Linked DNA regions of Mus musculus: region 1 is linked to region 2. Evidence: chromatin loops called from intact Hi-C (ENCODE). Cell type or tissue: heart. All regions are shown on one strand. Links, peaks and the distances in the headings refer to the core of each region. The heading gives the core; the rest is flanking DNA. Region 1 overlaps Pakap (paralemmin A kinase anchor protein). Region 2 holds the start of Gm26138 (a small nuclear RNA gene).

Evidence for each region. A loop is a pair of places that touch in the nucleus more often than their neighbours do. Peaks named below come from ENCODE experiments on the same cell type or tissue, not always from the same donor. Only the 100,000 strongest peaks of a DNase experiment are listed, where the experiment ranks them.
Region 1: a loop joins it to region 2, with 2.1 times the contacts of the local background. A loop is called at or near these places in 2 of 42 quality-filtered maps.

Annotation. Positions count from the first base shown.
Region 1 is chr4:57,718,059-57,733,062 of GRCm38, reverse strand. The region is part of intron 6 of Pakap (paralemmin A kinase anchor protein); the gene reads right to left. Gm35099 (a long non-coding RNA gene) reads left to right here. Exons shown (of 4, transcript XR_003955209.1): 4 at 1,972-2,982. Among named protein-coding and RNA genes, the nearest start is that of Gm35099, 30 kb to the left of the region's middle. In heart, for the core only: a CTCF peak has its summit at 9,206 (motif pointing left); no DNase peak of the experiment used is centred there.
Region 2 is chr4:57,874,741-57,889,744 of GRCm38, reverse strand. It overlaps Pakap (paralemmin A kinase anchor protein), which reads right to left. Exons shown (of 11, transcript NM_001384150.1): 9 at 6,543-6,721; 10 at 3,418-3,456. Gm26138 (a small nuclear RNA gene) reads left to right here and starts at 12,250; the gene lies at 12,250-12,356. In heart, for the core only: no CTCF peak of the experiment used is centred there; DNase peaks (open chromatin) are centred at 5,484 and 9,534; H3K27ac peaks cover 545 bases.

The sequences.
Region 1 (15,004 bases), core at 4,377-12,376, 160 kb after region 2:
CGGGGCTGAGTCTGTCTGCTTGTCCTTCTGAGAAGAGACTCCTTTCTAAGACAGAGTTGATTGGTTGGTTGTTTTTGTTAAGGTGGGTCTCACTCTGAAGCTCAAGCTGGTCTAGAACTCACTGTGTAGTCCTGACTGGCTTCAAACTCATGGAAATCCTCCTGCCTCAGTCAGCCTTCTGAGTGTTGAGATTACAGGTATGAGTTACTATGCCCTGCTTTCCAAAGTTTTGTTGTTGTTGTTTTTGTTTTGTTTTGTGTGTGTGTTTTGTTTTTGTTTTTGTCTTTTTGTTTGTCTTGAGGCAGGGTTTCAAGTAGTTTAGGCTGTCTCAAATTCTTTGTGTAATTAAATAAAGATCTCATACTTCAATTCTCTTGCCTCAGCCTTCCGAGTGCTGAGATTGTAGGCATGCACCACCATGCCCCGCGGATCCAGTGCTAGAGACTGAGCCCATGGTATTTTGTGTGCTAGGCAAACTCTCTGTTTAACGGAGCTCTGCCCACCCTTCCCCCAAGATGGAACTTTGTACCTGTGGAGGCCAAAAGAGGGCATAAGATCTCCTTGAGCTGGAGTTGCCTGACTGTGAGATCCCTGACCAAGTTCTGGAAACTGAACTTGGCTCATCTGCAAGAGCAGCAAATACTCTTAACTGCTCAGTCAAATGCATTGGCTAAAATCAAAATGCGTTTTTTTTTTTAAGTTATTATGGTGTACCTTTTAAACAATGCTGGTGGATCTCCCTCACTCCAACCATCTTTTAAATCACTCTGACTTTAAAATGGAAAGGATTCAGGGAAATCAGACTGGCAGACTTCAGCTATCTAAACAAAGGGTCACCACACTGATTCATCTGCCCAGCTCCAAGAAGCAGAACTTGTAAAAGAGTCCGAATTCAAAGCACATTGGTATCTGTAGTTTTCAGATCAAATCTCAGATGTGTGTGTCTGGTGAGAGCGTTTGTGCATATACATACTTTGTGTGTACATACAGGTAATGCCTAACTCTATTTGTGAAGTGGACCAGGCTGAGAGATACCCAGATAGGTGGTAAAAGCATCGTTTCTGGACATATCTGAGAAGCTGGCTCCCTAAGGGTTAGTGATATACTGGAAGACGAGGTAAAGGTCTGCCCTCACCAGTGTGACGGGCACTATCCAATCTGTTGAGGGCGTGATGAAGCAAACATGTGAAGGAAGGGTTAATGTGTTGTCTGCTTCCACTAAGACGCCCAGCCCTGGTTGCTATATCTCCTTAGACCTTTGGACTCAGGCTGGGACTTAACATCTTCAGCTCCCCTAGTTTCTGGCTATTAAGTTGGGATTGAATTAGATCACTGACTTCCCTGAAGTCAGTCTTGAAGACAGTGGGTCATGGCCTTCCTAATCAAGTGTGAGACAGTCTCCTCACATGCACTCCTCCATATTCATCCTATTTTTTAATTTGGGGGGTGGGGGTGGGTCTAGACACTGAGTAACATGCACAACTATGCAGGTGTATGTGTGTGTACGTATATACATATATACTTGGCTTTGCAAAATGATCTAAAATGTAGGTGGACCGCAACCAAGCTGAGAGGAGCGTCACCTCTTACAAAACCATTTCTCTACAGATGTGGGATCTGGCCAGAGACTCAGCTGTGGGACACGTGTCTTACTTTCTAAGTGGCTTATTTCTCAGCCCACAAGCCACCTCTTTTGATGAGCAACGGCTGACTATGTCATCACTTTTCCTGTAGAGTCAGGCTAATGTCGAGCCCCATGCTTTGGTACTGGAGCCCTATGACTAAAATAAGTGTTGTTTATTATTATTACAGTCGCTTTGCCAACCACACCAGGAGAATTTCTTCCCTTCTTTTTTATCACCCTGACATTAAAAAGGACAGGGATCAAGGCTTATTCTGTCAGTTTTAAGCCATCTGTGTCACCGTGCTGATTCAAAAGCAGACTAAATCTGGTTTCTCTTTCTCTCTTAGGTTGACGTGGAGGCTGCTGGGTCTTTGGTGTTGTGATGTGCACGGTTTTGACTGTGTATAAGGCAGAGCTAGAGCCCAGGAGGGACGCTGCAGGACCTTGGATCAAACATCACAGTAGGAAGCACACAGGAGGGAGGAAGGTCCTGACATACAGGCCTGGTTTGACAAGTCTTGTAGACAGAAGGCTGGGCACATGCCCACAGACACTGACTTCCTGTGAGTGCCCTTTAGAACTCTAGATGGGGAACTGTTCTCAGCACTGGCTCCTCCAGGCAGGACCTTGACAAGAGCTTCATGCTACAGTGTTTTGGCTGTCAGTGTCTATGCCGTCACCAGGGTTAGGACCACAGAGTGTTGGGTCTGCTCTTGCTCTGCCCTGCACCCAATTTGTGCTTCACATTTCTGGTTTTATTTTATGCTCAGAGGTTTAGGAAGAATATCTAGTTGCACATCACCATGTTTCCAGCACCAGGCACACAGTAACTGCTTTATAAATGTTTGTTCAATGACAACATCTCTGTACAATGAGTCCTCGAGAAGCTGCAGGCAAGCCCAAAGCTAGTTAAATGCCACCAAATCCAGCTTCAAGCCAGACACTTGAGCCAATTACTGGCTACATTTTGGGCATGTTAGATAGTCATGCCAACTCTCAATTGTCTATACTCTAATGCAGAGATATGTCATAGGGTTATTAGAAGATTAATATTAGACACTACTCATGACAGCTTTGTGGCACTGCGCTGTCCTTCTCATTGTTTTCTGCATCCCTCATGAGATAATTATATATGCTCATTCCATGCCAAGAAACTTTCAGAGTTACTTCATGGGAAGGGTGGATTGCCCTATCGCTCCCACGCCAGGCCCAAGGGAACATAAACAACAGGTGGCATAGCCAAGTGTGAATTGTGTGAGTCACGTGTGGCTCTGCCGGTGCCTTTTACTCCTCTATCAGTGACCATGCACCACACATGTGGGTGCCTTTCCCATCCTGAGTCCTAGGATGAAGCTACATAGAACGGATCCATAACTACACCTATAGAAATATAAAATAGGAACAAGCTAGGTATGGTGAGCCATACCTATAATCCCAGAACTTGGGAGAGGGAGGCTATCTTTGGCTGCATAGCAAGTTCAAGGTAAGCCTTGGCTACATAAAAATCAAAGAGCCAGTAAAATAGAAATAATGAAAGAACTATGAGCAATGACACCCCACTGCTGGGCTACACATTACAGCCCCAGAGCCGAGAGAGAAAGCTGACTGATACAAAGGGCATGCCACCACATAGGGGTTGAATAAACTCTTCAGGATGCATGGGCAATCCTGAAGCCTCTCTCACGCCAACCGCTCCCATACTTCTGCTTCTGCAGTGTGACATTCAGTCGCTTCGATCATCGCAGCAAACTCGGGCTGCATTTGATGGTGTAAAAGGGGAGCAGAATTGCGACTTCAAATATTTTTGTTTATTTACATGTGTGTGTGTGCACATGCTATGCACTGCAAGGGTGTGCAGGTCAGAGGGCAACCTTCAGGAGTATATTTCTCTCCTTCCACTACCTGGGTCCCAGGGATCAAACTCAGGTCCTCCTATTTGGTAGCAAGCGCCTTTACCCATCAGCTATCTCGCTACCCCTGGGAATTGTTTTTGACGGGAGGCAAAGCTGAATCCTTCTAGCACTTAGAGTTCAGGAACTCCACCCAACATGCCTTTCCTGGATTGTTCATTCCAGCCGATAGTCTACATTTACTGAATCCTACTGTCTGTGTTTACAGAGCTATTACCAAAGAGCAGTGTGCCATGTGTCCTGTCCTTACCACTGCAGGAGGACAGCAAAGCACACAGGTGCTATGGCTTTCCCTTCACCACACGCACACACCTGGTGGAAGGGGTAAGGAAGGGGGTGGCATTGCTCTTCTAAAATAGGTGAAGTTGCCGGGCTTTGGGAAGGGACAAGCTCCCCACAGGCCACAGCTCACACAGCTGGCAGTGACACTGGACTGGAAGCAGAGGTCCTAGCCTTTGGAACAGTGACCTTTTCTCCATGTTAGGGTGCCTCCATGCTCATTCATGGCCACATTCCCTTCTGCTTATTCTAGACTGAGTGATATTCGGCCTCTGCTGGCATAAACCCTGAGACCAAGGTCTGTTCTTCACACATCACACATCACATTGCCCAAGGACTGCCCTAGACTAAGGAGTGAGAAGAGGCAGTGGGCACTTGGAAACCTGGCACAGCCTTATTTTTCTTCACCAATGAGTACCCAGTGAACATTTTTGTTTGTTTGCATGTGAGGCCATGCAATAAGCAAGCACGGGTGGTGGTCATGAGCTTTCTCATGGGGCAGCTTCCTTGTCCTAAAGCAAGTTACCTTTAGCCAAAGGACAGACCTGTGGACAGTGAGCTGGACAGATGACAAGGTTTTTCTTATGGGAATAGAAAAGAGAGAGTTCGTGGATGTGAAGGAGATATGAACTCTGGCAAGGGTGAGAGCAGGCTGTGGCAGCCCTGGCCCAGAGGGATGAGTAATTTTTCTGTAGGCAGGCACGGTGGAGAACATTTTAGAGGAACAGGACGTTCAGGACAGGGAGATGGTCCAGGCTGGAGCAGGGATTATGCAGTGAGTCATACACCGGGAAGCCTGGGTTGAAACCCAAATTTACAGCAGGTAAATCCCAGCCTAACATGATCTTGTTTTGTCCTTATAATCTAGACACACACACACACACACGATTTGCTTTGATACAGGGTATCATGTAGCCCAGGCTGGTCTCAACTCATTATGTAGCAGAAGATGACCTTAAACTCCCAATGTTCCTATCTTCAGAGTGCTGGGATTATAAGCCCACACACTTCTATAATAAATATTATCTTAATCCAGCACTTGGGGGAGGCTGAGTTCTCCACCAGCCTGGGCACTGTGAGATCTTTTCTCAAAGCAGTAATAACAGCAACAATAAACTCTTCAGGTCAGGCTTAGCTCTGCCCAGCAAAGCTGAGATCAGGGAGGAAGTTCAAATCTTTCTAGGATGCGTGTGGAGCTTAGAGACAACATCCCCAAGCAGCCCGAGGCTTGGAAAACAGTTTCCCATGGATGAGTAGGACATTAGTCCAGGCAGCAAGGGGGATCTCCCTTCTTTGCAAAGAAGAGTTAAGAATAAACCTGAAACAAGCATAGCTAAGGAGACAAAACAAAAGTTTGAAATCCAAGTGCAGACAATGAAACAGAGCCATTCACGGCTTAAGTTACTTAAGAAGCATCATCTAAGGTCCACAATGGTTCTGGACACTTAGGGCAAGATCATCAAATAAAAATCCCTGCCCTTCTGAAGTTTTGCTTTGTTTGTCTTTGTTTTGAGCTATATATAGCTCCGGCTGGCCTGGAACTTTCTGTATAGCCCAGGCTGGCCTGGAGCTTATTGCAAGCCTCCTGACTCAGCCCTCCAGAGAGCTGGAATTGCAGGCTTGTGCCTCCACATCTGGTTATTGGAACTTCCTGTTTAAGGGGACTCTCAGAATCAATTCGTGTTTTCTGTTTGCCTAAGGCGTTGAGTCTATGTGAGTAGACACTTGCTAATTCAGACAGACTCTACACATACCCAGACTTCAGTTTTGAAGAGCCTGTGAAGGCCAGGACCATGGCATTGCAGAGGACCACTGGAGGTAGGCCCTCAGGAAAAGCATGGCACCTTCCTCTGCGAACCCTGGGTCGGAGGGAATCTCAAAACAAAACAAAACAAAAACAAAAACAAAAACAACCACTGAGACCAAACTGTTTGCAAGACTAGAAAACTTGGTGTTTCTTGTTCGTGGTGTATGGACTAAAATGAATACCTGTTACCCTCTGTGGCTAATATTTAGGAGTCAGGGTGATGGAGAAAGGCAGTGGAAGGCAGGACAGAGTAGACTGTAGTCCCTGTCCCAGAGGCAAAACAACAGACATGAGTGGATTCCTTTGGCCTAGACCACCAGGTGTGGGGGTGTAGAGTCTTTGCTCCTTTAGTATGGAATATTCCTGGCTTGACAGCCTTCCTCATTTCTAGTCATCAGCTGGAGTGTCTCATCTTAAGTAAGGCCTTCTCAAGGGGAGCCTGAACGTGCCCTTGTGAATATACATGTGCACACATGTGTTCGGTCTCACAGGCTGCCGATAGAGTAAGAGATGAGATCAACCTCAGTGATAGGAGGATTTCTGGTGGGTAGATAAAAGCCAGCATTCCTCAGGAACTTGTGAAGCCAGTTCCCCTATCTCTGGCTAAAGCCACCTATGGCCACCTATGGTGCCCATCAGCATATCAAAGCTGGCCTCTACTCCTTCAATACTATATGTGCCTGTTATACATTTCAAAGTTCATGATAGCATCCTAGACCTTTCCTCTTCCCAGCTCCTCCTCCTCCTTATAAACAGGACCCCTCCTCCCTTGCTATTCTCTTGCACTCTCTGTATGCTCCGATAGTCCGTCCCTGTCACTATGTTCTAGTCTCTATCTCTCACTATCCTGCTGTCTTCACCATTCCCTCCCACTCTCTCCCTTCCCTAGCCCTGGCCATGTCCAGTCTGTTTCTCTCTCTCTCTGTCTCTCTTTCTGTCTCTGTCTCTGTCTCTGTCTCTCTCTCTGCTCTGGCATTTTCCTCCGGATATTTTCTTCCTATCTTATTCACAATAAAACTTTACCCCAAGAGTGGAGTAACCACTCAGCAGTTTCTTTCCTGCACCCCTTCATATACAACACGCATCCGTGCATATCTGTCTATGCACAATTATGCTGTGTTTGTGCATGCTCACGGTGTCGAGGGTGTGCAGGGAAGAACTGTCAGGCCAGAGGTCCTTGCATTTGACAGCACTGTGGTGGCTTTCTGTCACTGTCTTCTCTGAGCTTACACGTCCCTGCTGATGCCATGCTCCACAGAACTGAAACCACAGCATGAGCTAAGACACACCATGAAAAGCAGAGGACTGTGTCATGCCACTGAAAGAGGTCCTGAGATAGACAATTGATGGCTAGCTGGCTTGCGCTATACCTGACAAGTCAGCCTTTCTGGTTCCCAGCAGACTACTGGGAATAAAGAAGCCAAGGAAAGGGCTTCTTGGTCAGCCCTGAGAATCACATGAGACTCCCGAGGGCTCCCTCCCTAATTTCTTTGTGCTGATTGTGGGGTTGGGAGCCAGTTATGACTGGTAGATGCTGGAGTAGGTGAAAGGTGGATATCTTTACACCCCATGAAAGGTGCAATCAGACCTCTCAACTAGCCAGAAGAGTGGGGACTTTTGTCTTGGGGAATTCCTGCCTCCCTCCTTGCTGCTGCTGTGGTTTGGAGTCCCCAGGGAAAGCCCCTGAGAGTTGTGGTTGCTTCAGGTTAGGCTGTAACCAGGAAAAGAGAGAGCTGCACCCAAGGAGACAATGCAGCACACGATGGCCACTATCAATTTTCATTTTCTCTTCAACTCCTGGTTTTAGTTTCTCTTTACTGCAAGTTGAGAGGTTTTCCCTGGCTATTAGGCCTCCCATAGCTGCTGATCCTGCAAGGGACTGAGGCTGCAGGACAGGACAGGCCCTGACTGCTCTGGTGTCTTCCAAACAAGTCCAAAGCCAAGGCTTTGTGGATTCTGGGGGCTGAGTCTACTTATCATCATCCTGTTCCCTGGGAGAAGTGCCCAACAGGTGAGTTCTGGGGAGGTATGCAGAGTCCCAGATTTCTTCATCAGACTCCAGATTCTCAGACCTAAAACCTTTATTACCCATCAGTCTCTCATCCATCCATCCATCCACCCACCCACACAACAAATATTTATTGGGTCCATTTTGTGTACCAAGCACTGTGCTGGGCACAGAGCTTCCTGAAGAGAAAGAGGTCCCCCCAAGACCGCCACCCTCCCCCCCGTAGTTGAAAAGTCCATCTCATCTAGTAGGGACCATCAGATATTCATACAGCCTATTGAAGCAAAGATCCACTTGGCTTCTGTGACATCTCAAGCCACATACTTAAATATAAGTCTAGTAGAGGAGTCCACAGCTTTTTGTCCCTGTTACAGCTTTCTCAAGCTCCTTTTAAGGGGCTCAAAGAGTCTTCTACTTTTTTTTTTTACACTTCTTTCTTCAGTAAAGCATCCAGATGCTTTACCCTTGCCCCTGGGTAGCCCTGAGGACGGCGTCATAGCATGAAGAAGAGACAGAAAGATTCGGTGAGAGGCTAGATAAGGCTTCAAGCTTGGCTTTCTCCCTGGAAAGCTTCTCCTGGAACCCAGCTGTTGAGCCACAAATAGCCCCCTTGCCACAGGAGGATGCTGTGGGTGGAGTAGGTAGGTAAGTGTCGTAACTGACAGCCCCATCTGAGGTTCCACGGGACAGCCAGACCTGAGAGTAGTGAAACCTTTACAGTGTTATACACTCAGCTGAGAATATATCTTGGGAGAAATCCCGAGCATTAGCTGTATAGAGACTGTGAGTGATGTCAGAACAGCCATGCTGGCAAGCAGGAGCAGTCCTCAGCACCCACAGGGCATTCCCAGGACCCCTGAGGGTACCGAATTCACTGAGGCTCAAATCCCTCCTATACATAGCATGGAGTTTGCATATAACCTCCACACATCCTCCTGTATACTTTATACAGTGCAATCACTATGACATGCTACGTGCATCACTTTCATGCTATGCGTATAGTGGTTAGTCTTTAGGGAGTGATGAGCAAAAGTCATTGGTCCATACTCAGAACAGATGCATTTCCTCCCAGGTATTTTCAGTCCAACTTGGGTGATTGTATCCACAGCTGAGGAGCTCACAAGCACAGAGAGCAGATTGCAACTGTGTGTGCTTTAAGTCACCATGTGTGGGCAATTTGCACTATAGCCCAGGATAACAGATAACAGCACTAGGTCCCAGTGCCTTTGCTGCTTGAGCATGGGCCAATGGCCAAGCAGTCTTAGGCCTCCTGGAAGGCTGTGAGAGCTACAGACTTTCAACCTACCTGGGGCCAGCCCACCCAGATCCTGCGTTTGAACAAGAATCCCAAAGACTTCCCGTGGTGATCCAAGTTTGGGAATATATACTGCCCCCCAACTAGGTATCTTATTTTCTCTCTCTCTCTCTCTCTCTCTCTCTCTCTCTCTCTCTCTCTCTCTCTCTCTCAATTCAGGGCTGGAGAAACAGCCCAGATGTTAAGAAAACTGCATTCTCTTCCATTCTCAGCCCCACAAGGCAGCTCAACTTCTGTTCAGGAGAACTGACTCCCTCTTCTGGCCTGCGAAGGCATGTACACGGTGCACAGATGCACTTGCAGTCAAGGTATATATATCTATACACACACACACACACACACACACATACACACACACACATACATACATACATACATACATACATATGTGTATGGATATGTATGGATATGTATATATACACACATACATATACACATATATAATAAATAAACACATAAATAAAATTTAAAAAATAAAAATAATACAAACACACAAAATAAGGTAATGCAAATCAGCATACCAGCCTTGCTCCCCACCCCCAGATTTAACAGATTGAAAACAGCAAGCATAGCTTCTGGGTTGAACATTGTCTTAATTTCTCTTCCTGTTGCTATGACAAAATTCTCCCACAAAAGCAATTTAAGGGAGAGAGATCTGCTCCACTATGGAGGGGAAGCCAGTGCGGTCAGAGCTAGAAGATCTGGTCCTACGACATCCACAGCCAAGCAGTGGGGGCAATACACGATCATGTTCTGGTGGCTGCCTCCATTTATACCACCAAGAATCCTCTGCTCAGGGAATGGTCTTGCCCATAGTCAACATCATTCCTGCCACATCAGTTATTGTCATCCCCCACATACATGACCCGAGAGGCCCATTTCTCAGGCAACTCTAGATTCAGTCAGGCTTGGCAATTGATATTAACATTCACAGACACTATGCTAAGTTCTTTTCAAATAAAACTCATTTAACCTCCCTGGCAGCCTAAAGAGAGAAGCTATCATACCATATATTAAGAACGAGCAAACTGAGGACGGACAGCTGCATTCCCCACACAAATTCTTGCAAGTTCACAAGCAACAGTGGCGGTATCTCTGTGAGGGACCCATCTCCAGGCTAAGGCTGTCCTGCATCCAGTCTGGACAATATTCCACCGTGTGGACATAGCATGCTTTGTTATGCTATCTGTTGATGAATAAGAGAGGGTTGTTTTGTTTTTTTTTTTTTGTCATCTTTTGACTATTTGGAAGAATACTGCAATGAACAATATACAAGTAATCTACTCAAATTCCTCCTTATAATCATATTGTTATTGTTATTGCTGTGGTTGTTGTTGCATTGTTTTTGTTGTTTTGAGAGACATCTCCTGTAGTCCAGCCAGCATTCAACAAATGCCTGCCCCCTGGACATGTGGGTCTCACCTGGTTAGATTTAATTTTTCAAGAGAAGATAAAAATATGGGAATGGATGGTTGCAAAGGAAAACCAAACCGAACCAAGACCCTCTGTAGGTCTACTCAGTATGTCCCAGGTCTGCCCTTGAACTTGCAGGTTGTCACTCATTCCCAGAGGAATGATCTGATCATCCATAGCCTGGCCTCCAGCCACTTCCTCAGTCCCTTCAGAGTCCTTGGGTCCACCCCCAGCAGACTACTGAAGATAGTCCAAGCTCAGGCTGCAGTCCCTCCTCCCGTCTGGAAGGTTGTCCCATGAATGCGCCACCACACTTTACATAAAATACTCTTCACAGAAGTCAGGCAATGCAGGTACTGTTTCCATATTACAGATGAGAAACAGGCTTGCTGAGCTGAAATCAATCACCCGAGGGCGCCCGACCGGCTAATGCTCTGCTTTGGACTTCATTCCCAAAGCCTAAGCCCACACCTTCCCTTTACTGGGAGAGCAGAAAGGACTGAACCTGGAATATTTCTGCCTAGCCCACACATTTCTAGGTGCTGTTTCCAGTACCAGATACCAGGCATACCAGGCAGACTTACCTTAATAAGCTTAATAAATTAATATCACAATACATAATATAATATATAGTCAATAATTCAGGCTGCCCCACACACCAATTAAACCAGGAATGTTGGGATAGGGCCCTCATTATTATTGATTTTTAAAAAAAGTTTATACTTTCTGCTACGTCAAAAGCAAGAAGAAAAAAAATCCCAAAACAGATTTCTAGGGCATGGTGCTTCCTGGGAGAATTCTCCAACTCTTTAAAGTGATCACCCTCTAGATGATGGTCCTGAGAGCTGAGGGCCACTGTAGTGGATTTGGAGGCAGGGCCTTTAAGATGTGATTGGTTAGGAGGTGAAGGTGGATCAAGTCTTTTCTCAAAGAAGTGCGTTCTTGCTCCCCAGGGACTGTATTTGTTGGGGAGCGAGTGGGCTGTTATCCAGGAAGAGGATGGCCATCTCATTTGTCTCTCTGGGTGTACCTGCTTGTCCTTTTGACTCCTGTCATATTATGACAGCATTAGTTCTGGCAGCCATGGAATTTCCAGCTTCCGGACTGTAAACTAAATACGTTTCTGTTCTTTGCAAAGTATCCAGTCTTGAGTATTTTGTTATAGCCACAGAAAGTAAACTAAGATAGGAGAGGCTGGGTCTCAGGTGGAAAATGGACTCATTTGTTAGAGATAGTAAAGGACAGAGGGGAAGGGAGGGGAGGGGAGGGGAGGAGAGGGGAGGGGAGGAGAGGGGAGGGGAGGGGAGGGGAGGGGAGGGGAAGAGAGGGGAGGGGAGGGGGGAGAGGTCAGAGACAACCAAGTAAGAAGTGCTGCCTTTTCCACTCAGCTTCCCCTTTTCTTGTGATCAGCCAGGTGGCAGTTCACACTCTCTTCATGAGTTCTCTGAGCTTGCCCCAGGGAGAAGACACCCAGAAGAAGGTGAACATTTTTTACTTTGGAACCATGGACCCCAGAGAGGCCCCACAGGCATGCTTTCTGCCCCATCCCCACTTCCTCTACTCTCTGAAAGCTTACATCTGGCCATCCGTTTGATTTAAGTAACACAGCAGGAGTCAATCAACTTGGATTCTGTGGGTAAAAAAAGTGCTTATGCCCGAGATGGCTCTGTGGCTGAACAGATGTTACTGTTATTTGCTTCAGCAGTCCAGATCTTGCTGGAGCATCTGAGCGCGCTGCTGACGAGCTCAACTTATTTGTTAAGAAAGAACCAGCATGACTGACAGGCGCCTGGCTCAGCAGGCAGAACATGAAATCACTCTAAGCTGTGCTACGACCTCAGCTGTCTCTGCTCTTCCTGCCGCTTTGAGCAAGTTATTTGGTATTTCTCACTCTGATCTTTGAAATGAGGAATTTGGCCTTTACTTTTTAAAAGTCTAAGCAGGCAAGAAGTGTCCCATTAGGTTTTAGGCAGGTGGCTGGCATTATGGAACACTGACACACATGCCAAGGGGACAGTGGACGTCTTGACTCTCTTTTGTCTGATGATGGTAGAGACAGAGCAATAATTATGACCATATTTTCTACTGTATTTCCCTCCTTTTTCTTTTTAACACAACATCTGCTCTCAGGTGACTTCATTTACTACAGTCATCTGGAAATTACCAATGTTCGTTTAAATTTATTTTGAGTTCCTTTTATGGCATGTGAACTATTTAAGATAGTGTACTAAAATTAACCCTTGAGTAAGTTTATATGGACTGAACTATAAAACAATACCACACATGCGCTGGCATGTGCACAAGGTAAAAATAATTGACATGATACACCAAAGTGCCAAATTTTGGGGGGAGGTTGGGGGACACTAAGTAGAGGTGTATCTGCTCTTGGAGATGGACATTAGCATTTCAGGGAAAGCAAAATATCTAGTTCCCTTGTGTGACATTAGCTCTTTACATATAGACAGTTCATATTGACTGCAGAATGGTCCTCACCCTGAGGACATCCTCTACCTGACTGACCAAAGGACCCTGCTCTGAAAAGAATAGTTCAGCTGCTGAAGAAATGTTTCCGCAGGTAAAGGTGCCTGCTGCCAAGCCTAAGGACCCAAGTTCAATCCCCAAGACCCAAGTGGGAGAAGGAGAGAACTGACTGTGTACCCATCCCCGCCCCAAATAAATAAATAAATGAACATAATAAAACATCCACAAAGTGTACACATCTGTGCCCCGTGTTTTCAGTACCCCATGAGGCGGTCATGAAAAGGAAAATTGGAAATACTATCATCACTTTTACATTTGAGTAGCCTTTGGTTAAAACTGAAACAAACCCTGGACTGGGTCATGTTTTGATGGCAAGCCAATCAACGCTTCACCAATTCTCCAGGCTGCCAGTCTTTGATGCTGATTCTTACTGTCAGTAAGACAAAGACATGAGCATTAAGAAATATCACTGCCTTGCAAGAAACACAATAAAGGAGTACAAAGTAAAAGCAGGGGAGCAGTTACATTTAAACTCCAATGCAGGTGAACTTTGCAACCCGACTTCTAAGGAGTAGGTAAGACTAACTTGATGTTATCCTGTTTCTCTTTAGGTAAGGAAGTGTTGCAGAGACACCTCCCAGCCTACAGAGGGCACTGTTATTACTGACCATTTCCTTGAGTGTTCAAAGGTCCAACTAACTGGTGCCATTTTGTCTTGTCTTGAAAGAATGGCCCTGTTTTCCCAATCTTTTTGCATCCAATTTCATAACAATCCTTACACCAGTTCTATGGCAGAGAGCCTTCTGTTGTAAGAAGTAGAGGACTGGATGTGGCATTTGTCACCTAGAATTCCCAATCAGTGCTATGTGGGGAGGGTACTTATAATACCTTAACAGCAGTGATGTCAGCCCCACAGGGCTCACTCTCCCAAGGGGAATGCCTCGTTAACCTCTGAAGGTCCCCTGCTACAGTTACACTTCACCTGGATTGCCCTTGATAGTGGGAACCCCCCCCCCCCCCACACACACACACAGAATAGAAAGGCTGAGTTGTGCTATTTGGAATTGCTATGGTCAACATTACTTATCGACAAAAATGACAATTTCAGGCAATTCACACATTACAAAAGCAGTCCTAGACTTGAGGAAGAGCTAAGTAGCTTCCTCTTGGGGCTAATCCTGAAACAGTTTATATTCTTTATGTTAGGGAGGAGCAGGGCCTCTGCTGGGGGATGGGACAGACACTTGTCACAAGCAAATTAATATCTATCATTAGCTCCTGCCTTGCCCGTGCTCTACATGAGTCTAAGTCCCCTCTTTGCAATCGTGGGTGGGGGTTAGCTCTCAGCTTTTCATACAGCTTTCTATTTTTTGGAATGATCTAGAGTCATGGCTCATGAATTATAATGCATGGTCATGGTTGTGGTCTAAGCCAACATGTTCTATGTTATAATATTCTTATTATCGAGGAAATAATGTACAAAAGCCTTGCTACCTACAGTATGGCCTGGATCAGACAAAACACGAGTCTCTAAACACTTGGGCTAAATATGTAGATACATAGGAACCAGGCATTGCTGCACCGCTAGCACATTTGACAGGGACAAGATGCCTTTGTATTTCCTCCACTTCGTATTGCCTGAAATTCTTATCAGTTCCCATCTGGCAATTGGAAAATCTATAAGACACCATATATATTTTCATCTTCCATTACCTTCCAAGCATAAAGACATCTCCCCAAATCTACCTTGAGACCCAAACAAATACACACTCCAACTAATTTAATATCTACTCTGTCCTCCAAGAACATGATTCTCTGTGACACATCCACAGGTGGTATCATATTATTCTTTATTAATTCTTTCATGCCAGAAATAATTTTTTATTGAATACCTATTATGTAACACAGGTCCTGTCCTAGGCCACAAGATGACAAACTACAAGTCAACAGGCCAGACTGGGCCTAAATGTGCTTTGTCAGTCATCTTATTAAAATCCAGCCACCCTCTTGTTTGTAAGTTGTGGAGAGCTGAGATGAGTAATTATGACAAGACTATTTGGTTCACATAACCAAAAAGTATTTTCTATCCAGTGACATATAGAGCGAGCAAGTTCACCTGTCCCGTCCTGGGTAAGGTCAATACAGCGGTGAACAAGAGAGACAACAA
Region 2 (15,004 bases), core at 4,574-12,573:
AGTAGCTTGACCAGAACTTCTCAGTCAGTAGAAGAAAAGCCAAGACTTAAACTCAGCTCTCCTGGGGTGGAGTCACTGCCTGCCGCCATCAAGCCTCGTGGCTGCTCAATACCTGTGGTACACCAGGAGCAGTAAGTACCCTTCACAATTGTTATTGTTTCCACCAATTAACTCAGTCTGAGGTCTGATGGAAGAAAAACTATCAATTCTATTCGAACAATCTCTTCAAAAACACTGTCTTTCCAATGCTTGGAGACCTCTAGCTAGCTGCTCAAATTGTAAGTGGTAGTAGTCAAATAAGGGGTGTGAAGCGGGCTGGAGAGATGGCTCAGCTCAGAGATGGTTAAGAGCACTGACTGCTCTTCCAAAGGTCCTGAGTTCAATTCCCAGTAACCACATGGTGGCTCACAAACATCTGTAATGGGATCTGATGCCCTCTTCTGGTGTGTCTGAAGACAGCTACAGTGTACTCATATAAATAAAATAAATCTTAAAAAAAAAAAAAAAAGAAGGACTATGAAGCAAAGGGCAAATGGGTTAAACTTTGACTGACTCCATTAATATCCATGCTGGCATGTGATCCTCCTGCTTCTTCTTCACTAGAAATTGACTGGGCCCAGCACTATCTTCCTTGCACATCTTGACCAGAGTTTCTCTGTTCGAAACCTCAGTGAGGATATGGGAGAGGGGCCTGACTCTCCAGGAGCTACTTCCTAAATGAGGCCAGAGACAAGCAATGAGGACAGTCCACACCATGGTACTCTTAACATTCACTTTAAATCCTATAGACATCAGCAATCGATAGATTAAATCTACAGCTATAAAGTATAGTTATTTTGCTGATAATGAGCCATGTTCAAAATACATATGATGCTGGAGGTTGGCACAACCCATGTGGAGAACAATTTGCAAGAGCTGGGAAATAAATTAAGTATGCCCAGCTGTAGGCACAGGAACCGCTTCATGGATACCTGGGGAAATGTGTGGCAGTGCTCATTGGTGCTTGCCTAGCGTGCAAGAGGACCTGAGTACAATCTCCAACACCATAAAGCAAAGGGACAAGCAAACCCCCAAAAGAAACGTCCACCAGAAACAACTCGCTCTCCATCTCCAATACAGGAAAGTGACCAAAGAAAGATTTTATTCATTCAACAGAACGCTGCTTAGCAATTCTAACAAATACACTATAGAATGCATCTACAAACAGTAAAACAGGAGCTGGAGAGGTGGCTCAGTGGTTCAGAGAACTGGCTGCTTTGCAGAGGACCCAGGTTCAATTCCCAATACCCACATGGCAGCTTACAGGCACTTGTAACTCCAGTTCTAGGCCAACGCCTTCTTCTGGCCTCCAAGGGCACTACATGTACATGGTGCACAGACATACAAGCAGCCCAAATATCACACACATAAAATAAAAAATAAAATAAAATTTAAAATAAATAAATATAAGCAATACATAAAGAGGATACTACCATGTGACTTACAGTTTATAAAAATTTTAAAACATGCAAAAAACCCAGTTTTTCCACATATATATGTGTGTGTATATATATGTATATATATGGAGTACTATACATATATAATATGTATTCATATAAAAACATGCACAAACACAAATGCCACTGCATTAATTGAGACCCCCCCTCAGAGGAGATAAAGAGTGACACACAGAGGAGTGGGAACTGGGAGAAGTGACAAGAGGGCTTGAATTGGATCTGCCACATTCAATTCTCGGAGAAACATCCCTTGAATGCTATGGAATTACAGGAATGGGGCAGTGAGAGGGGCAGATGCTGCCATCCTAAGGCAGGGGAACCTGCAGGCTGGGCTCCATGCCTTCAGGAGCGCGTGTGCCTGCTGCCTTCTCAACTCTGCTATAGTGCCTGATGCAGGCCTGATTCTCCATAAACTATGAACTGTGTAGATGAACAGTTTTCTGTACAATTCTGTACACTTGAAACAGTTCTTCTGAAATACAAATTCAGTACAGCAGAAATAAAAATATAAAGTGTTGTGCTTTCTTACAGAAAAAAACAACGTTGAAAAAAAGAAAAAAACTTTTTTTTTTTTCCAGAGCTGAGGACCAAACCCAGGGCCTTACGCTTGCTAAGCAAGTGTTCTACCACTGAGCTAAATCCCCAACCCCAGAAAAAAAAAAAAAAAAACTTTTTTAAGAAAAGGAATAAAAATAGAACTAAAACTATCTAGACAGTGCTTGCCCGACATTTCCCTGGATTCAGTCCTAGGCACACATGTGTATGTGTATATGTGTATACATGTATGTGTGTATATATGTATGTGTGTCTATATGTATGTGTGCATGCATTTATGTGTGTAGACATACAATACTTTACATGTTTAATTTGGTGTTGGGGAAAGACGAGGTTTCTCTGTGCAGCTCTGGTTGTCTAAGAACTCACTATGTAGACCAGGCTGACCTTGAACTCACAGGGATCCTCCTGCCTGTGTCTTTTAAGCACTGGGATTATAATCATGTGACACCATGCTTGGCTTTACATTTAAAAAAAATTTTTTTTCAAATATATATGTATATGCCCTGGATCCAATCCATGTGTGTGGGTGTGTGAGAGTACCTATCTACCTAGGTACTCCTACCGAGGCCAGAAGAGGCCATCAGAACCTTTGGAGCTAATGTTACAGGTGATTGTGACACACCAGATGTTTTTGGTGCCAGGAATCAAACTCCCCTAGTCCTTGGCAGGAACATGAAGAATTTTTAACTGCGGAGCCATCTCTCCAGCCACACAAGTATTGCATTCTCAGAGCACATATATTTGTGAAATCTATGTTAATGGAACTTGTATGGGGAAAGAGGAGGTTTGGGGAAAGACCGCTGCTTAGCTGAGCTTCCAGAACAGAAATACAGGTCCTAAGACTGGAGGGAGGGAGGAGGGAAGAGGGACTGGGATGGTTTGCCTTTGAAATAAGTTGTCCTCAGTCCATAGTGCAGAGCTCTCTGGGAATTGTGGTAAGGTTAATAAAGGACTAGTCAAAAATCACAAGATTGGCCTGTACGGGTGGCACTGCTTGCTAACCAGACTAGAACTCATTTGCTACCTGTGCCTGAAGAAACTACAAGAATCCACACAGTCTGTCAATAGTTGCCCTCAAGTTCAACATCTTCCAGACCCTTGGGTGACCAAGGTCTTCTCCAACCCCACGTCCCAGCACAGCACAGCACAGCACAGCACAGCACAGCACAGCGGTGTTCATTATCATCTGGACACCAATATTTAAGTCAGTTCCCCAATTCAGAAAGGTCAGGCAGAAAACACACATGGAGAGGAGGCTTTTTCTTGACATTCTTATTGAACACAGCATGAGACAGCAAACCACAACCGCGTGCACCAAGATCAAGCATGCATCAGGACGCAGACAGACAAGTTTGAAAAGTACCTCGGAAGTCACCTTGCAAGACAGTAACTTAGAGGTGTACTGGCAGAGAGGGAAAAGACCAGGGTTAGTACACGGCAGAGGCACACTCACAGACTCCCCCGCCCCCAGCGGCTGGGCTCTGGCACCATGCCAGAAGTGAGTAAGAGGGAAGAGGCTTGGGGGGAGGGGGAGGATCATTATACAACCTCTCAAGTATTGATTCATCTGATATTTGTTTATTTAAACGCCTGTATCTCTTGAGGCAAGTAGATACTCTAATACTCATTAATAAAAATATCAGATAAGCCGAGGTTTGTTAATTCAAGGTCTTGTTTGCATTTTTCTGTTGAATTAACAGGATTTCGTCTTCCCCATTGTCTAACCAGCTGCCCACCAGCGAGGACCTAGATGGCCATTCTGGATTTGATGGATTCTATAACCAAATGTCCTTTTCTTTTCCTGAGGGTTTCTCTGAACCTTAAACAGTCCTGTACCCCATTGCATTATTACAGTAAGACCCCAAGAGTAGAATGAAGAGGGGGGACATGAAGGGAAAGGGAGGGAGGGAATGGGGAAGGAGGAAGGGAGGAAGGGCCAGGTTTTCGGGGTAGTTTCTCTAAAACAAACCTAAGGATGGCACTGTCAGTGAAAGAGGAACCTGTGGGTCTAGATGAGATTCCAAGCTTGGGACGGTCCTTGGATAATCTTTTGGGATTATTATTTAGGACTAGTGTGGGTACCTAGGAAATGGAGTGTTCTGTTAGTTCCTAGAGACACTCACCAGAGATAACACAGGACAAGGTAGCTGGTCCAGGTGGGTGAAGATCAGTAAAGAGGACAGAGAGCAGTTTGCCCAAGTTCTAAGCAGGGAGGCAGGGGAACCTTTTGAAAAGTGAGTTTTTGTTCTGTTCTTTTGTCACTGAGTCATTTGACAAATGAAGGTGACAGCATGAACCACGTGAGGCACTTAAGGAGGCAGAAATCCAAGAGGCCATGTGTCACCCTAAAAACATGTGTTTGAATGGCTCAGGAGGACAGAATTATATGGCCCTAAAGACAATCACCTCTAGCTTTTAGGGACAGGAAGGCCAACTCCATAACCTCTACCAAGCCACCCATCCTTTCCAGAAACCGGGAAAATGGAGACAGGGCTAGGGACCAACTTGGGGAAATGAAGCTTGCTTTTCTCTATACAGAGGCGTAGAAAGGTGCCCTACATTGAAAGGGCTGAGAGACAGGCTAGCAGGTGACTTGGAAATCAATTCAGGCTGACACCCATATAATTTTTCAAGAAGCAATTTGAGTATGTGTTTTTGAGATTTGAGTCTTCATTAAAAGGCACAAGTAGGGATATGGGGATTGGAATTTGTCCTATCCCTAAAACTTTTCAACAATTGACAGATTTTGTTCTAGGGTGATTCGAGGAAAAAAGCTCAAAACACCCAGCCCTCAAATAAAAATAAAAATAAATTGATTCACTCGTAGGTTTCTGCCTTAGCCAACATGTTCCTTTACTTGGGTGAGATAGAGACAGGAAGCCATTAGCAATTGGAGAAAACTGGGCCCCATTGGCACCTGATGTGGGTTCCTGAGTATCAGAGTTTACCAGAAAGGGGTGCGGGTGGGGGGTCTAGTGTTCTGCCTGTGACATAAGTACCTCTTTCCACTATGTCCCAGGCAGACCCTGACCATGTTATCTTCCTACTTCCCATTTCCAATGTCTGGGGTTACAGGCCTGTGCACCAGGCCTGGGGATCACTTTCCTCCACTTAACATCAGCACTCCAGTGCAAAAAAAAGCACACACAATCAACACAGAATGCACTGAGAAAGCGTTTACGTGGGTCATGACTGAATGGCCCAGGGCTCTTCAGCTCATGGTCAGCAAAGCTGCTGCTGTACACTGTTGAATCAGGTGGAGGGAAGAAACCATATGCTTCTAAGACTGCACTTCAGTCGGCAACTAAAAACACCTAAAGAAGGACTCTACACCCAAAGGGGCTGCTAACATGGTTGAGTAGACAGTAAGCTGCTGGCACCTGTCCAGTGAAATGCGGTAGAACTGTCTGCAGCTGCTACCTAAGCCAGGGCTCCATCCACAGAGGAGCCTCTTGGCCTCACAGCAGAGATATTCCTTCGTGATTAAGAAGAGGGGTGTGTGTGTGTGTGTGTGTGTGTGTGTGTGTGTGTGTGTGTGTATCTCTTCTTTATCCCTCTAGCTGAAAAGGGGCCTTCAGCATCTGGCATTCATCCCGGAAACTCTCTAACTTGGGATTATCCAGCCAGGAGATGAAAGTCATTGAGTTGGCAGGGACTTCCTACTGTGAACCTCAGAGCATTCAAGTTGAGGGTAACTGCATAGCTCATCCAAACTTGGAAGAGTGAAAGGGGATGTTGTTCATAAACACACAGGTCAACAGGTAGACACTAGGTGGTTTATCAATCCAAGCTACTTGTGACCTCAGTATAATGGAGGAGGGGGGGGTTTCCGGGGGTGGGAGGAGTACTTTGGTGAAAGATATAAGATTGAGACTCTAGGGTGTTTATACATAACCTGGGGCTGCCCCTCCTAGGCTTGTGGGGAACCCTTCAGAAAGACCTCTTAAATCTCTTACTGGACAAGGAAACCACAGTGCAGATGACTTCCTTTCATAGGGCACACATCCAACATGTACAGAGTTGGGAAGGTTGAAGGGAGAGGGGTAGTTGTGTGGTTTTTAGCAGTCATTTAAAATGTCTCTTTCCTGTCCAACTACACACACAAAGAACCCCAAACAGACCTAGTCTCTTGAGCAGTGTGCGACATATACGAGGATAGATCACAATGCAGCTTTTGAAGCCTGAGAGCACATCCAGAGAGACTGCATCCTTCTTCGATGTATTGCCCAGGCACATCATCTTCCTCCACCCCACCATCTCATGGACCAGCCTCGCCCACCACCTCAAGCTTGGCTTAGCCACCAAACAACCAGCTCTTGATGATAGATACTTAGTCCCCGAGGCACATTAAACCACTCATTTGAAAATAGGTTTCAGAATCATGAGGCAAGCAAGAGAAGCAGATAAATTGCACACACATCCAAGATACAGGCATGCCACACTCAAGGTCACCTTCAGAAAAGAGAAAGGAAAGGAGGAAAAACTTACACTACTATCATCCATTCTCTCGCGCCTTTTAGATTTGTGGGTCTCATAGTCTTCCATGAGGGTCTGCATCAGGTTCTTGGGCCGCTGGGTTCCGGCAGCCTCTTCAGGGGCTAAGTCAGGCTGTAAGCTGGGACCTTCAGTTGTGGGGGATGGAGGAGGTTTGACTTTCTCTATTTTCCCTGAAACAACACGAAGAGAACACCCTTTCTAAGCTCATCTGCTCAGCAGGCACTGCTTGTAGAAGGAAGAAAAAAAAAAAACTGTCTCTCGGGCACTCGCACACACTTGCAAACTCAAGAGCAGAGCGGAGTCATGGTTAAGTCAAAGGGTTTCATTAAGAGAACGAAGTGCAAACCTGTTCAACACACACCACAGTGACACCAGAGCTAAAGTTCACTCAAATGGGAATGGCAGGCACTTTGCAACATGTCAGGCAGGCAGGCAGAAAGACAGACAGACAGACAGACATTAGCTCCAAGATTGTGGAGACGAATTCTCTCAGATAGTATCATAAAGCTGTCAGAGGTTGTAGCACTGTAGAAACCAACTTCTCACAGGTAAGGAAGCTGAGAATCTACAAAGGCCACTTGAGCCAAAGTTTGTCCCCAGCACTCCCAGCATCCTTTGCCCCCTGCATCAGGGGTAATCAATTACTAGTTGACCTGCCCTGGTATAGAGAAGTCTTTGAATGAGAATAAGACTCCAGCTTCTCAGGAGACACCAGGCTTAATTAGCTAACTTCTTTCATTTATCTTACCTGCTAGAGTCCCAAAGACCTTTTGCTAAGGTCCTAGACTTTCTGGAATGAGTGACAATAGAGGTGGAAAGGTAAGATTGAGCTCTTGAGATCGCCCCTCAAGAGTTGCCAGGTGGGGAGATTTGAGCAATGGTGTGGGGCCTCTAGGCATACTCAGCATCCTTCGAACATATGCCAGGCAGATAGACACTGGTTCCAAATATACAGGGACACGTGTTCATTCACAGATCACAACAGTAGGCTGTCAAGAGGAGTTGGCACCTTGGAGATTCATGTTTCTTAAGACAGTATCTCACGATGTGAAGGATGGCCTTGAACTCACATAGCCCAGACTGACTTCAAAACTCACTTCTGCTTCTTCCTCCCAGGCGCTAGGGTTACAAGCTCAGCCACGATGCCTGCTTTATGCCTTGCTGGTGACTGAATCCAAGCAAGCGCTCTACCAACAGAGCCCTTAGCTCCTAGAGACCCACTTCTCACAGGTGGTAAATCCCCAGCCTTCACTTCTAGATCATCAAGGCATGCGTGGGTGGATTTTAGTGCTACAGAGACTCAATTGCATCTCTGAGATGGAGCAATAGTGAACAGTTTTCTTATACATCTTTAATCCTAGCACTTGGGAGTCAGCGACAGAGGTAGACAGATTTCTGTGAGTTCCAGGACAGCCAGATCTACACAGAGAGAGCAGAGTTGAAGAGGAGGTGGGAAGTTTGAAATAGTCTTCTGTAGCCTATGCTGGCCTTGAACTCAGTATGTAGCTAAAGATAATCTTGAGCTTATACTCTCCTTGAATGCTGGAAATATAGGCATATGCCACTATATCTAACTTTAGGTTGTACTGGGGACCAAACTCTGGGCCTCATGTATGCCAGGCAAGCCTCTACCAACTGGGCCACAACCCCAGACTCACAATGGTCTTTTAAATGAAACTTTGAGAAACAGTACATGAGAGTGGTAAGCATGCATGCTCTAGATCTCGAGTCTAGAGCCAGTATGCTGGAGTTTGAACCCACTACTTACCAGCCATCAGTCAAATAGCTCTGGGCCAGTTCCTTACTCTTAATATTACATAGTTGCTATAAAGACTAAGTTAACACTGGTAAAGGTTAATATCCAGAACAGAAAGCATCCAATGACTGTAGCTGCTATTTGACCGGAATCTGAAGAAATAATACAACCGTGGGGTGAGACTGTGTAATCCCTTGGGCATTCTACATACGATCTGTGCAAGTCTGGAAAGCCAGAAACGTTGTTTCACACACTGTCAGGTTGGTGACTGTTGCTGGCCACCCTCTCAAATGTCCAGACCATCTCCCATCAACCCTTCTTCCAACAGTAAATGTCTAGGAAGCAGAGTAAACTGTCTACACTTAGCTTCTGGTTTTCACACTGATGTCTTTGCCAAATAAGACTTTATTTTAAGGTCTGTGAAAGCCGTTTTCTTACTATACTGTTTATCATCTCTGGATACTGAAGTGACTGTCATCTGTAAACTGTAAAAAATCACAGGAAGACACAGATCATTCCAATCGTCTATAAATCCTTTTCACTCATTTCAGTGAGGAACCTGTCACAGTGGGGTTTCTATCTGTCCTGACTCCTGGATCCCAGCAGAATAAGGGACAAGGTAAGAGTCAGTATGTACTTAATAAGCCAATATGTTTATTATAGAATGCATACAACCACTTTAGAAAACACTGGGATCAACACTCCCCCACCACCAGAGAATCCCAGGAAAGAGGTCCCCTCCCAACACTTGGAAGTCAGAGGCAGGAGCATCATCATGAGTTCAAAGCAGCCTGTGCTACACAATAAATTCCATACCAGCCTGGATTACAGAGTGATTCTGTAGTCAAACGCAAGTGAAAAAACACAAACATACACAAACAAACTCTGGGATTCAGACTGCAGGACTCAATGCTCTGGAATGATCCTAAGGTTGTTCTTACGGCAAGTCCTTCACGACCCTCATGACATTTAATTCTTACATGCATGATGGCTAGACAGAGTGGATAATTATGGCTCGGATCATGAAAGCCCAATGCTGATTCCAGCCAGCATCACATCTGAGAACAATAGTCAGAGTTAGTTCGGAATTTTGGCCAATTCCAATATGATGGAATGAGAAAGTTCCCATAGAGAAGCAAGTAGGCCATTAGAAAAAGACAATGCCTGCCTAACAGAAGAAAACCTATGGAAAACCTAGAACAGAAAGTAATGCCAGCGACGGCCAGTAGAGGTCGCAGAAAGCAAGGCTGTCTTAGCTGGGCTGGAGGAGGAGCCTCCAAAGAGGTGATTGGTGGCAGAAGAGACTTTGGATATTCAACCCCAAGGAAGGAAGGTCGCAGGCCTCAGAGACAAAGGAGAAACTGGTTCTGTTCTACAAACTTGCTAACTTGGTCAGCTCTCTATCCTGGGCCTTAAGACCACCAAGCATCCTCCCTACAGTATGGTACAAGTCATGTCTTAGAACTCCATGCCCCATCTTAGGAATCACACAAGTCACTGGAAAGCTGAAGAATGGGAACTGTTCCACACCTGACTCCTTCCTCAGGGTCCTGAGTTCAGAGTCAAAGACTTCTCATAGGATTATGGGAAACGTGTGGTATTTCCCCAACACAGCAGTTCATGGGGTCATTATAAGAATGAAATGTGGCTGGGCGTGGTGGCGCACACCTTTAATCCCAGCACTTGGGAGGCAGAGGCAGGTGGATCTCTGAGTTCGGGGCCAGCCTGGTCTACAAAGTGAGTTCCAGGACAGCCAAGGCTACACAGAGAAACCCTGTCTCAAAAAAACAAAAACAAAAACAAAAAGAATGAAATGCATATGTCTGAATAGTGAGTCACATCAATCTATGTCCTCACGAGGGCCCTACAAGTTCTATGACCTAGGGGACGTGTATTAGAAGAATCTGCAAACTGTGGAGTATCCTGGGTGTTGTGTGCATCTCATGGCTCCCGTATCCTTAGCTTTCATCCCAGGTTGGCCCATCAAACTTTGCTCTTCTTGAATTTGTCTCTTCACTGGGTGAATGATCAAGTACCTGAAAATGGCCTCCCTATTCAGTGATTAGCATCCTGCTATCCAGACGCGCCCTGGACTGGAGAGAGGGCCATCTCACAGAACGCCTGCATCCCTGGGAAGCAAGAGCAGACCATGCCAGGCAGAGCTCAGGGTGGGCTTCTGTTGGTTTAGGCTGAAGACTGGGGTTGACACATATAAAGTATGGAACAGGTACCGTGTAACATTATGCAACTGTCACAAAGAAACCAACAGGACAAAAATCAGCCTGCATTTCCCAGTAGACAAAAGGAAACATCTTCAACTTATTTCATAAACATAGTCCTGTCTAAAATAATGGAGTAAATTTGAGCCTCACATTTTGGGGGTAATTGAGGGCAGGCAGCCCCACACGGCTAGGGTGATCTCTATTACCCTGGCTATATGAAATAATCTTCAGTGCTACAAACAAATCAATAGCATTACATAAACAAACTTGTCAAACAATAGGTTTTTTAGAAAGGTGTGTGAGGGCCAGCAAGGTGGCTCAGAGCATAAAAGTATTTGCTGCCAAACCCAATGGCCTCAGTTCAATGTCTGGGACCTATATAGTGTAAGGGGATAACTGACTCCTGCAAATTGCTCTCTGACCTCTACATGTGCATCAAGGCATGTGCACACTCACACCCACCTATACACCCACACACAATAAATATGTGTATGTGTGGTAGTTTGAACAAGAATTGCTCACATAAGCTCACATATTTGGATCCTTACTCACCAAGGAGTGGTACTATTTGAAGGAATTAGAAAGATTAAGAGGTATGTCCTTGTTGGAGGAAGTGTATCACTGGGGGTGGGCTTTGAGGTTTCAAAGGCCCATGCCAAGCCCAGAATGTCTCTCTCAGTCTCTCAGTTTCTCTGACTCTCTCTCTCTCTCTCTCTCTCTCTCACTGTCTCTCTGTCTATGTCTCTCTGTCTTTGTCTCTCTCTGTCTCTCTGTCTCTCTCTGTCTCTCTCTGTCTCTCTCTGTCTCTCTCTCTCTGCCTGTGAATCAGGATGTAGCTCTTAGCTACTGCTCTAGCATCTATCTGCAGGCAGGCATGCTTCCTGCCATTATGATAATGGATTACACTTCTGAAACTGTTTTAAATGTTTTCTTTATAGGAGTTGTTTTGATCATGTCTTCATGAGGACTCGCATATGCACCAACTAGTAGTTAAGTGACACTCAGAAGTGATCAGGAAGCTACAGTGGGGAACCGGGTTAGGTGAGAAAATGTCCGTGTTTTAAAGCGACACATCTTAAATGTTCCTTGGGAGATTTGCTTTGAGGGGAAGAAAGGGACAGATGAAGCATTCTAAAACTCACCCAGCTGTTGAACCAGGACTTAAGACCGGGAAGCTGGGAGCTCACTGTAGCAAAATTACTTTTTTTTTTGAAAGATTTATTTATTATTATAAATAAGTGCACTATTGCTGTCTTCACACACACCAGAAGAGGGTGTCAGATCTCATTACAGGTGGTTGTAGCCATGATGTGGTTGCTGGGATTTGAACTCAGGACCTTCAGAAGAGCAGTCAGTGCTCTTACCCACTGAGCCATCTTGCTAGCCCACAACATTACTTTTTATGTCTGTGATGGTCCCTAACAAATAAGATGTACCAAAATGTGAAGAAGAAAAAAGAAAGAAAGAAACCCTTTACTTTTGTGTGTGCGTGCATGTGTGACTACATGGGTGTGGAACGATTTTACCAGCTGAGTCATCTTGCTGGCCCTATGCTTATTTTTTAAGAAATAAATTTAGCTATATTATTAATTTAAAATTTTTATCTTTACTTTTTCACACAGAGACTTTTTAAAATTAAAATTTTCCTTTTTATTATAACTTGTTCATGGTTTTTGATTACTGTTCTTTTGTTTGTTTTTGGTAAAAATAAAATGTTTTGGTGCTCGCTTCGGCAGCACATATACTAAAATTGGAACGATACAGAGAAGATTAGCATGGCCCCTGTGCAAGGATGACACGCAAATTCGTGAAGCATTCCATATTTTTACAGACTGGCTACACAAACAGGACCCAACATTCTGCTGCTTACAGGAAACCCATCTCAGGGAAAAAGACAGACACTACCTCAGAGTGAAAGGCTGGAAAACAATTTTCCAAGCAAATGGACTGAAGAAACAAGCTGGAGTAGCCATTTTAATATCGGATAAAATCGACTTCCAACCCAAAGTTATCAAAAAAGACAAGGAGGGACACTTCATACTCATCAAAGGTAAAATCCTCCAAGAGGAACTCTCAATTCTGAATATCTACACACCAAATGCAAGGGCAGCCACATTCATTAGAGACACTTTAGTAAAGCTCAAAGCATACATTGCACCTCACACAATAATAGTGGGAGACTTCAACACACCACTTTCTTCAAAGGACAGATCGTGGAAACAGAAACTAAACAGGGACACAGTGAAACTAACAGAAGTTATGAAACAAATGGACCTGACAGATATCTACAGAACATTTTATCCTAAAACAAAAGGATATACCTTCTTCTCAGCACCTCACGGGACCTTCTCCAAAATTGACCATATAATTGGTCACAAAACAGGCCTCAATAGATACAAAAATATAGAAATTGTCCCATGTATCCTATCAGACCACCATGGCCTAAGACTGATCTTCAATAACAACATAAATAATGGAAAGCCAACATTCACGTGGAAACTGAATAACACTCTTCTCAATGATACCTTGGTCAAGGAAGGAATAAAGAAAGAAATTAAAGACTTTTTAGAGTTTAATGAAAATGAAGCCACAACGTACCCAAACCTATGGGACACAATGAAAGCATTTCTAAGAGGGAAACTCAGCTCTGAGTGCCTCCAAGAAGAAACAGGAGACAGCACATACTAGCAGCTTGACAACACATCTAAAAGCCCTAGAAAAAAAGGAAGCAAATTCACCCAAGAGGAGTAGACAGCAGGAAATAATCAAACTCAGGGGTGAAATCAACCAAGTGGAAACAAGAAGAACTATTCAAAGAATTAACCAAATGAGGAGTTGGTTCTTTGAGAAAATCAACAAGATAGATAAACCCTTAGCTAGACTCACTAAAGGGCACAGGGACAAAATCCTAATTAACAAAATCAGAAATGAAAAGGGAGACATAACAACAGATCCTGAAGAAATCCAAAACACCATCAGATCCTTCTACAAAAGGCTACACTCAACAAAACTGGAAAACCTGGACGAAATGGACAAATTTCTGGACAGATACCAGGTACCAAAGTTGAATCAGGATCAAGTTGATCATCTAAACAGTCCCATATCACCTAAAGAAATAGAAGCAGTTATTAATAGTCTCCCAACCAAAAAAAGCCCAGGACCAGATGGGTTTAGTGCAGAGTTCTATCAGACCTTCAAAGAAGATCTAATTCCAGTTCTGCACAAACTACTTCACAAAATAGAAGTAGAAGGTACTCTACCCAACTCATTTTATGAAGCCACTATTACTCTGATACCTAAACCACAGAAAGACCCAACAAAGATAGAGAACTTCAGACCAATTTCTCTTATGAATATCGATGCAAAAATCCTCAATAAAATTCTCGCTAACCGAATCCAAGAACACATTAAAGCAATCATCCATCCTGACCAAGTAGGTTTTATTCCAGGGATGCAGGGATGGTTTTTAATATACGAAAATCCATCAATGTAATCCATTATATAAACAAACTCAAAGACAAAAACCACATGATCATCTCATTAGATGCAGAAAAAGCATTTGACAAGATCCAACACCCATTCATGATAAAAGTTTTGGAAAGATCAGGAATTCAAGGCCCATACCTAAACATGATAAAAGCAATCTACAGCAAACCAGTAGCCAACATCAAAGTAAATGGAGAGAAGCTGGAAGCAATCCCACTAAAATCAGGGACTAGACAAGGCTGCCCACTCTCTCCCTACCTTTTCAACATAGTACTTGAAGTATTAGCCAGAGCAATTCGACAACAAAAGGAGATCAAGGGGATACAAATTGGAAAAGAGGAAGTCAAAATATCACTTTTTGCAGATGATATGATAGTATATATAAGTGACCCTAAAAATTCTACCAGAGAACTCCTAAACCTGATAAACAGCTTCGGTGAAGTAGCTGGATATAAAATAAACTCAAACAAGTCAATGGCCTTTCTCTATACAAAGAATAAACAGGCTGAGAAAGAAATTAGGGAAACAACACCCTTCTCAATAGTCACAAATAATATAAAATATCTTGGCGTGACTCTAACTAAGGAAGTGAAAGATCTGTATGATAAAAACTTCAAATCTCTGAAGAAAGAAATTAAGGAAGATCTCAGAAGATGGAAAGATCTCCCATGCTCATGGATTGGCAGGATCAACATTGTAAAAATGGCTATCTTGCCAAAAGCAATCTACAGATTCAATGCAATCCCCATCAAAATTCCAACTCAATTCTTCAACGAATTGGAAGGAGCAATTTGCAAATTTGTCTGGAATAACAAAAAACCTAGGATAGCACAAAGTCTTCTCAAGGATAAAAGAACTTCTGGCGGAATCACCATGCCAGACCTAAAGCTTTACTACAGAGCAATTGTGATAAAAACTGCATGGTACTGGTATAGAGACAGACAAGTAGACCAATGGAATAGAATTGAAGACCCAGAAATGAACCCACA